2 separate regions of the Mus musculus genome follow, and region 2 is linked to region 1. The links are chromatin contacts, found by Hi-C or POLR2A ChIA-PET in ENCODE. All regions are on one chromosome and are shown on one strand. The core of a region is the stretch at or near the end of the contact, and the rest is flanking DNA. Distances in the headings are between cores, read along the strand shown. Region 1 holds the start of Abcb10 (ATP-binding cassette, sub-family B (MDR/TAP), member 10). Region 2 holds the start of Nup133 (nucleoporin 133).

Region 1 (4,396 bases), core at 1,125-3,624:
TGGCAGGGCAGGACAAGTGGGGCCAGATGGCAGGTCACAGACATGACAGGTACAGGCAGACAGGGAAGGGCTAGGTGGCATCAGCAAAGCCTGATTCTCCACAACTTTGAGATCTTAAGTTTCAGAAGCAGAAGCCTAGGTGCCTGCCTCAGCCCCTCACAGCCTGCACACAATTGCCCAGAGTCTCAGGCTCCTCCGTGCACACTGTCTGCTCCTCCCTGTGCCCTCCCCCACTTCCCATGGACATCTTTTAAACCTGGGTTTGGTGGCTCACACTTATAATTCCAGCACTTGGGAGATGGTCAAGAAGATCAGGAGTTCAAGGACATCCTCGGCTACATAATGAATTTGAGGCTAGCCTGGGCTACATGACACCTGTCTCAATAAAACACAGAGGAGGGGGCTGAAGAGATGGTCCAGTGGTTAAGAGCAGTGGTTGCTCTTCCAGAGGACCCAGAGTTCAGGGTTCAATCCCTACTACTCTCACATGGCAGCTCACAACTGTCTATAACTCCAGTTCCAGGGGATCTGACATCCTCACACAGACATACATGCAGGCACATAATATAAAACAAAAATAAATGTTCATATGATGAAAGTAAATAATTCATTTAAAGAGATTAAGGAAAATACAGAGGGGAAAAAAAAAGCTTACAGGATAGCAAAGAAGACAATGACTTTTTCCATTGAAATCCACAACCATTGTAAAATCTGTCTTCTTTTACTAAGGTCACAACAACTTCCTGATTCTCGTAGATGGCAGTCCCCTGTGCCCTTGCTCCACAGGCAACCTGCTCCATGCCCAATAGCCCCCAAAGAGAGTAATTTGTACAGCAAGGGACCCAACAACCTATTTGAAGTCCTGCCTGTTTCAAGAACTGTGTGGCAAAGTCTTTCCTTTTTGCAAAACCCTCATGCCTATCCCATTTCATCTCTGATCCAAACACTTCGCTGCCTGCTAAGCAGGGATTCCCAGGAGCAGGACTCCATGTCAGCTTCCCAAGGTAATCGAACCCACAGGAGGAGGGCACAGTTCATATTCACAGAAGGAATGGAGATTTAGAGCTCTAGCTCTCAGGATGGCTCTGCTCCAACCAGCCTTGCCTGCACCGACTGCCAGACATGTGGGAGTTACAGAATATTGTCACTTAGACCCAGCCAATTCTGATTTCTCTTTAAAAGCCATTTGTCTATCCGGCTGAGTTACTGTCTAGTTCTTTTATGCTGTGGCCAGTGCCTGGTCCTGACCAAGTCACCACTTAGGGAGGTGACAGCCAGCACAAAGCTCACAGTGATCCACTTCATTCTGGGAAATTTTGGTGGTTGCTTGATACTGTGTAACCCTAGCGATGTTATTATTATTACTACTATTATTATAAATGTATACTATAAAGTAGACATGATTTTGGCAAAACTCCTGTTTTTTTTTTTTCTTAAAGGAGGAAACTCTAACTTATTCAGAGAATGCCCCAAAGCAGATGCTGACAAGCTGATAGGGACCAAATATTCTAGTAATAGGCTCAGATGGGGAGTGCCAGCCAGCATCCATAGCTTTCCAACAGGTGTCAGCAGACTTGATCGCCCTTGTCAAGGCCAAGGCCAGGCCGAGGCCCACCGGCCGCCCACTGGCCCACTAGTACCCCCAGGTTCTTACCTGACAGTCTCCCGCGCTCGGGGCGCACCAGCCCTAGGAGCTTCCATACTTCTGAGCGCCCGGTCGCCGCGGGACGCCGCTGCGAGTCGTTCCCAAGGTCTCGCACACCGGTGGCAGCTGCACCCTGGAGCCTGGCGAACAGGGGATGTGCGGCGCGGGGTCCTGCCAGCACCCAGCACCTGCGGGCCCCCGAGGAGGTGGCCCACTGCCCCACGCCGCCAGGCAGCCCGGATAGGGGCGCGGGAAAGCGGAGGCCCGAACCCGGCTTGTGGATCAGAGAGGTCCACGCGCGTACGAGCGGGGTCCATTCAGAAGCCAGCCATATCCGAGAGGAGACGGCCGGGGCCCACGCTCGCACGGCAGGGCCCCGACGCGGAATCAGCAGTAGCGCCCTAGCAGAAGGGGCGCGCATGGCGCTGCGTCTGCCCGGACAGTCTCACCAACCGGCCGGGCCGCACGCCCCGGGACCCTCCCCGCCCGGCCCGAGCACAGGGCGGGGACGCAGCAGCGGCCCGCCCCTCCCGCCCCATCGGGCCAGCGCCCGGGCCGCGCCTTCCGCCGCGTAGGGTCCACCCCTGGGCGGCGACCAGCCGCTAGCTCCCCGGCAGTGCCTTGTCCGGCAGGCAGTCGCCAGCGCCTGCGCCCGCCAGCCGCACGCGGAAGCTTTTTCGCTCTCCTGCGCCCTCCACGACTTGTGAACCTGGAGCGTCCGAGCCCTTTCTCTCGCCGGTCACTGGCGGAGTGCGCATGCGCGGCACTCAGGTCGCCCCTTACGACCTGAGTCTCTTGCTTGAGACCTTTGGGTGCCTTCGCCTTCGTGCGGTCGGCAGACCAAGGAGTCTCCACATCTTGGAGAACTGTGCAATGCAGGAGGTGCCGCAGAGGCCCGGAGAGTAGAAGTGACCCCGAGAGCAGTGGTCTTAAGGACGGCAGGCCGGGAGTATCCTATGGAGGCCTAGGTTGAGGAAGGGGGAAGAGTTTGTGGACTCCTAGATAGTTCACTCGACCAGAGCGAATTCAGCCGCACACGCTTTTAATCCCAGCACATAAGAGGTAGAGACAGGCAGATCTGAGTTCGAGGCCAGCCTAGTCTATAGAGTGAGTTCCGGGACAGCCTGGGCTACATAGTGAGCCCTGCCTTTAAAAAAAAAGGGGGGGGAGGTTGCAAAACAACCTCAACACCAGTATTTTAGTTCAATATATTCCTAAAACCCAACACGAATGGGGGGGGGGAATCAAGGGACAAAACATCAGACTTTTCAAATGCATAATACCCCAGTTCCAACCCTGGAAAAGTCATTTATTAAAATAGGGAGTGGGAGGGTAGTGCAATGTTCAGTTCAGGAGCACCAGGTCCCTGAGTCCACACAGATAAAGGAGAGAGAGGGGGAGAGAGAGAGAGAGAGAAAGAGAGAGAGAGAGAGAGAGAGAGAAAAGAAAGGAAACCAAGCAGTTAGCAGCTGGTTGTAATTTGTTTATCTGCTTTCTGTTTTGTTTTCCTCATGTTTGGCCCAGACATTGAGCACTCCTTGAATCGAGGCAGAGGCAGGTAAATGTGGATCTATTTGAGTTCTAGGCCAGCCTGGTCTCATAGAGAGTCCCAGGATAGCCAGGGGTTACATAGGAAAAAAACCTGTCTCAAAAAGCCCAGTAAAAATAATAACATAAGAATCTTTCATATTTGTCTGGCTCCTGAGATCTCAGCATCGTTGTATGTTTTCCACACTCAGACAAGGGCCTCACCTACATGTGAAGTTACGAGGTGGAGGGGGTGAACAACACCGTGAGTGAGGTTAAGTCTGCCTTGAGCAAATTGGAGATGTGGGAAGCAGGCATGTCCTTTAAAATCCAGCCCTGAGGCCCAAGAAGACTTGAGTTTTCTTCCCATCAGTGCAGGAATTATAAGCCCCAGGGAGTCACAGTGTGAACTACACCCCAGCCACACTCAGCAGGACCCAGGTTCCTGCCCAAGCTCCAGGAGCACTTCCTGTTCCTTCCTCTTGGACCCCAGCTGAGCATCGTTAAGGAAGGAATGGCCTCCAGGCTGGCAAGAGTAGCCACTTTCTGAAAATTATTGTTATTATTTTTTAGATTTATTCATTTATTATATGTAAGTACACTGTAGCTGTTTTCAGACACCTCAGAAGAAGGCATCAGATCTCATTACAGATGATTGTGAGCTACCATGTGGGTGCTGGGATTTGAACTCAGGTTTCTGTTTGTTGGGGTTTTTCTGTTTTTTGTTTTGTTTTGGGTAAGGGGGTTTTGAGTGATCCTCCTGCTTCAGTCTTCCGGGTTCGGGGATTACAGGTACTGCCATCCTGGAGGCTGAACCAGGAAGATTGCCATGAGTTCAAAGCTAATCTGGCCACAGAGAGAACGGTAGGCCACCTAAGACACAACAAGACCCCATCTCAAAAACAAAGAACGAAATGAAGGCCTATGAAATGGCTTGGTAAGTGAAGGTGTGTGCTGCTGAGCCTGAGGTGGGTCCCCAGAACCCACACAAGCAAGGAGAAGACTGACTCCAACAGCTTGCTCTTTGACCTATGCTAAGGCATACTCACACCCACACAAGTACACACACACACAAATAAATAAATAAAGATATAATGAAGAAAAAACTATTGAACGGATAAAAAAATTAAAAACCAGAGAAATAACCTGAGAATAATTATCCCTACATAGGAATCTTAGACTTGAACATACACAATGAGACTGCTCTCTGAACTGCCGCAGCTC
Region 2 (4,282 bases), core at 621-3,120, 34 kb before region 1:
TGATATCTGCCTGAGGTTAGCCTGGTCTACACAGTAAGTTCCAGAACCCTGTCTCAAAAAACAAGCAAACAAAAACAAGGGTCCCACGTGTGCTCTCAGCATCACAGTTACTCTCTGAATTATCACAAGACTTGTAGGTTCATACATTTTAATCATAAGTCTCTGTTAGACTCAGTATTTCCTGTTTTCATGCAGAAAAAAATTCACTTAAGATACACACACACACACACACACACACACAAACATACACACAAACATACACACACACACACACACACACACACACACACACATCACTGTGTGTCTCTGGTTGCTTTGGAACTATATAGCCAAGACTAGCTCTGATCCAGGGTCCTCCTACCTTAGCTTTCCATGTGCTAGGATTTTAAGTTGTGTACTACCATGTCCAGCAATACCTTTTAAAATAATTTTAAGGCAATAGTTGTCAGGTACTTTTGAGATTAATTTACTGGTTTTTTTGTTTGTTTTGAGCAAAAATGATGTATCAGAACATATATGCATCTTACTATCTTTTTAACCCATCATATATACATATATGTGTGTGTGTGTATATATGTGTATATATATATATATGATTGTATGATAGATAGATAGATATCGAAAAGCAAGTGCTCTTATCCCCAGAGCCATCTTTCCATCCCAGAAATTCACTTTTGAAAGATGAACAGAAGAAATTCTTCTAGAAAAAGGTAACCCAATTCTGAATTTTCGTGTTAATTACATTGAGGAGGGTAACAATTCTACTATACATGTGGACTTGGCAGCACACCAGCATCTTTAGTGAAGCACGCTCTCTCTCTCTCTCTCTCACACACACACACACACACACACACACACACAAAGTGCTTTTATGTAACCTAGTCACAACCATCACATTTTGTGGCCCAAGTCCTTTAACTGCCAATCAGTATGTAGTAATAAGCATTTGCTAGGCACTGAGAAAACATTTTTGCCAGGTTTGTAGGCTCTTACCATGACTCAGATAGGTGTACTGAATCCTGAGATGCTGAGATCCTGACTTAAAGCTGGAAGTGTTAAACAAAATGATGGTAGCCAGACAAGCTACTGCATGCTTGAAATAGAAGAATCTTAAAAGTGGATTGAGCAAAGTCAGCCTAGGGTACGTAGCATGGGCTGTCCCAAAGTGGACAGGACTGAGTTCCAGGCTGCATTCCTACACTATATCACAAAAAGACTACACCAGACCAAATGTTACTCGTGTCAAACGCCACAGAGTCAAACCACAACTTTAAACAAACAGCAGCCCGACACTGACCTGTGTCAACATAATAAAGAAATGACTTTTTAATCTTTACAATAATCTGAAGTATGTTCCTACCTTGCAAGCGTAGTGCTCAAAAGGTTCTTTCATTCTTTTCTGTAGCGCGGAGACAGAGTGAATCCATGGGTCCAATAAAGAGTTAAACAGAGAACGGGCAAAACGAGGGCCACCATTAAGCAGCGACAATAAAACGCGAGAATGACCAGAAGTACTTTCGAACTCTGCGGCAGCTTACCCCACTGCCAGGCTCCACCTCCCCGCTGTGGAGCGGACCCCGCTGGTCCCCGAACCCCCACTTACCGTGAGCTCACCGAGCTGCGCCGGCCTGCGGGCGAGAACAGCACGGGCGAGTTAACCGCAGATCCCAGAGACAGACCCCTCCTGCTCGCTCTAGGCGTGGACGTGGGCCCGATCCCGACTAGCGGACCGCGTCGGGTCCCCGGCCCTGGGGTTCGCGGAGAGGAGACGCTCGGAAACATGTTTGCAGAGAGCGTGGAGGAAGCGGCACTCGCGGGCTAATAGCGAGAACCTCGCGCGCCCGGAGCTTGAACACCTGAGGGGCGGGAAGGCGCCTAGAGATGACGTAAGGGGGCGCTCAGCGAGTAGGGAGGGGAAGGCGCATGGCAATGACGTCAAAGATCGGCGCCGAGACTCGGGGCAAGGTCGGAACTGGGAGCGCTTTGTTGACGTCACATCCAGTACCGGGGAGGGGCGGGGCAGGCGATTTGGAGTCCTGCGACCCGATTCACCGCGGTGGATCCAGTGCTCCGGACCGAGAGCTTGCCAGAAGCGCCGGTCTCCGGCTGGAGCTGACCCTCCGCGGCGAGCGTGGGCTGGGGAAGGAGGCGCCCGTGGGCGGAGCTGAGGAAGTCGCGCTCTGGGCGGCGGTGGTGTGCTCACAGTTTTTCCCAACCTAATTCAGATCGGTTCAGGCTTGTTCTTCGTTCGATTGTCTGGGCTCTGCAGCGGGTTGCAGCTTTTTGCTTTCCAGGCACAGCTTGCATTTTGATGGGTCTGTCCTACTGCCGGAGATTCGGAAATGACAGTGCCCCCAGTCCCCGGGCATGTTCACTCTCATCGCTGCCCCTGAAGTTCCAGACCCTAGTAGAAGCCGATAGCAGGCGTGCACACAGTTCTGTTAGTCCTCTGCGGCTGTTTCGGAAGACCGTAGTGTGTGTATGGGGGTGTCTTTTCCATTCTGCTCCCCACATTACTAAACAGTGAACTGAGATTAGCCCGAGGCTGTACTAGAGTTTGTAAATATTCAGGGCTGATAACTGCCCAGGGACCCTTGCTGAACTTGTGAGGTCCCTTGTTACTTCGGGTGGCCTTTCCTTTTCGGTTTTTTCATTGTGTCCCACTTAGACAACATTGTAGCCAGACTTTTGACCACTTTATGGGTTCCTATTTCTACCACTTGTCTCCCTCTCAACCCCCCAACACTAGGTAGGAGAAAGAAGGCTAGAGGAAAAGGGGGCTTCGATATCCGTAGACTACTTCCTGCTGATAGAGGCATCGAGTTCCTTGGGGCAGTTTTGATCTTTTAAGAGCTCAGAAAGCCAGAAGGAGGGCATTGGACTCTGAAGTTAGTTACAGGGGGGTTGTGCGCCACCTAGCATGGGTGCTGGGAATTGAACTCGGAAAAAAAAAGAAAAGCATTTAGAAGTAGCTACTTGAGCCAGGTGTGGCTGCACACACCTATAATCTCTGTAGGACCAGAAGTTGTTCAAAGCCACCCTGGGCTACATGAGACACTGTCTCAAATGCCAACAAACAAACCCAATTACCTGAGAGACCATTATGGACACAAGGTTGTTAGGCATATCAGAAGTAAATACAGTGGGAGGGGGTAGGGGGAGAGAGAACATGGAAGGGAGGAGTCATCTCTGCCCTAAGGATGAGAGAAAGCAGCTTTCCAGTCCACAGTCCAGGAGAAACGTGCGCATGCGTAATGGAGCCTTTAATTCTTGCAAAGTGCAGTGTAGGAGAATTTCGGTTTCTTTTTTGTTTTGGTTTGGTTTGGTTTTCCGAGACAGGGTTTCTCTGTGTAGCCCTGGCTGTCCTGGAACTCACTTTGTAGACCAGGCTGGCCTCAAACTCAGAAATCCGCCTGCCTCTGCCTCCCGAGTGCTGGGATTAAAGGCGTGCGCCACCTCGCCCGGCTGAATTTTGGTTTCTTTAAACACAGAAATGTTATAAGAATATGTCTTCACTTTAATCCCGGGTGTGGGATGTAGGGCTGCTTCAGATTGTCTAGAATTGCTCATTATGAGGCAGGTGGACCTCTGACTTTGAGGCCAGCCTAGTCTACAAAGTGAGTTCCAGAACAGCCAGGGCTACACAGAGAAAAACCCTGCCTCCAGAGATCCACCTACCTCTGCCTCCTGATCACTGGGATTGGAGGTGTGCATAACTGTCTGGCTTGCACAGGTATGGCATATACTCACAGACACATAATAAATGTTTTTTAAAAAAAACCCAAAATAAGGGGTTGAAGAGATGCCTCAGCAATTAAGAGCACTGGCTGTTCTTCCAGAGGTCCCAAGTTCAATTCCCAGAACGCACATAGAAGCTCACAATCTGATGCCTTCTTCTGGTCTGCAGGCAGACATGCAGACAAAGCACCTGACACATTTAAAATAAAAACCCACCAAAATAAAAGCCAAGCATGTAGCATGCAGAAATAAAACTACCCTAGAGTTCTAGGGCCAGCTAGCCTGATGGCAGAGAATCTAGCGTCAAACACTGAAAGATGAGGAGGCCCACTCAGTTGTCCCCTGACCCTGCGCAGTGTCCTCCCAGCCAGGAGGGACTGAATCTCTTGGGAACAGTAAGGAACTTTCTCCCTGAAGTTGCCTTTGCCATGCTATTACAGCAAAGAGAGGCTAAGACAAGTGACAAAGTTGCCTCACTGGGTACATGTGACCTAAGTGTTTGTCTACATCGTGGGATTTACCAGAGCACCAGATGTAATGTGTG

Evidence for each region. Hi-C counts contacts between places; a loop is a spot of excess contacts on that map. ChIA-PET counts read pairs that join two places held with the same protein, here RNA polymerase II (POLR2A).
Region 2: a loop to region 1 is called in a map of heart, with 4 times the contacts of the local background. The contact joins the promoter of Nup133 here to the promoter of Abcb10 in region 1. A Hi-C loop is called at or near these places in 5 of 37 maps with a recorded cell type or tissue (all heart). POLR2A ChIA-PET finds 5 or more read pairs at or near these places in 4 of 5 experiments (Patski and embryonic stem cell).

Annotation. Positions count from the first base shown.
Region 1 is chr8:123,980,748-123,985,143 of GRCm38, forward strand. It overlaps Abcb10 (ATP-binding cassette, sub-family B (MDR/TAP), member 10), which reads right to left and starts at 2,375. Exons shown (of 13, transcript NM_019552.2): 1 at 1,655-2,375. The coding sequence starts at 2,066.
Region 2 is chr8:123,947,395-123,951,676 of GRCm38, forward strand. Nup133 (nucleoporin 133) reads right to left here and starts at 1,871. Exons shown (of 26, transcript NM_172288.2): 1 at 1,604-1,871. The coding sequence starts at 1,782.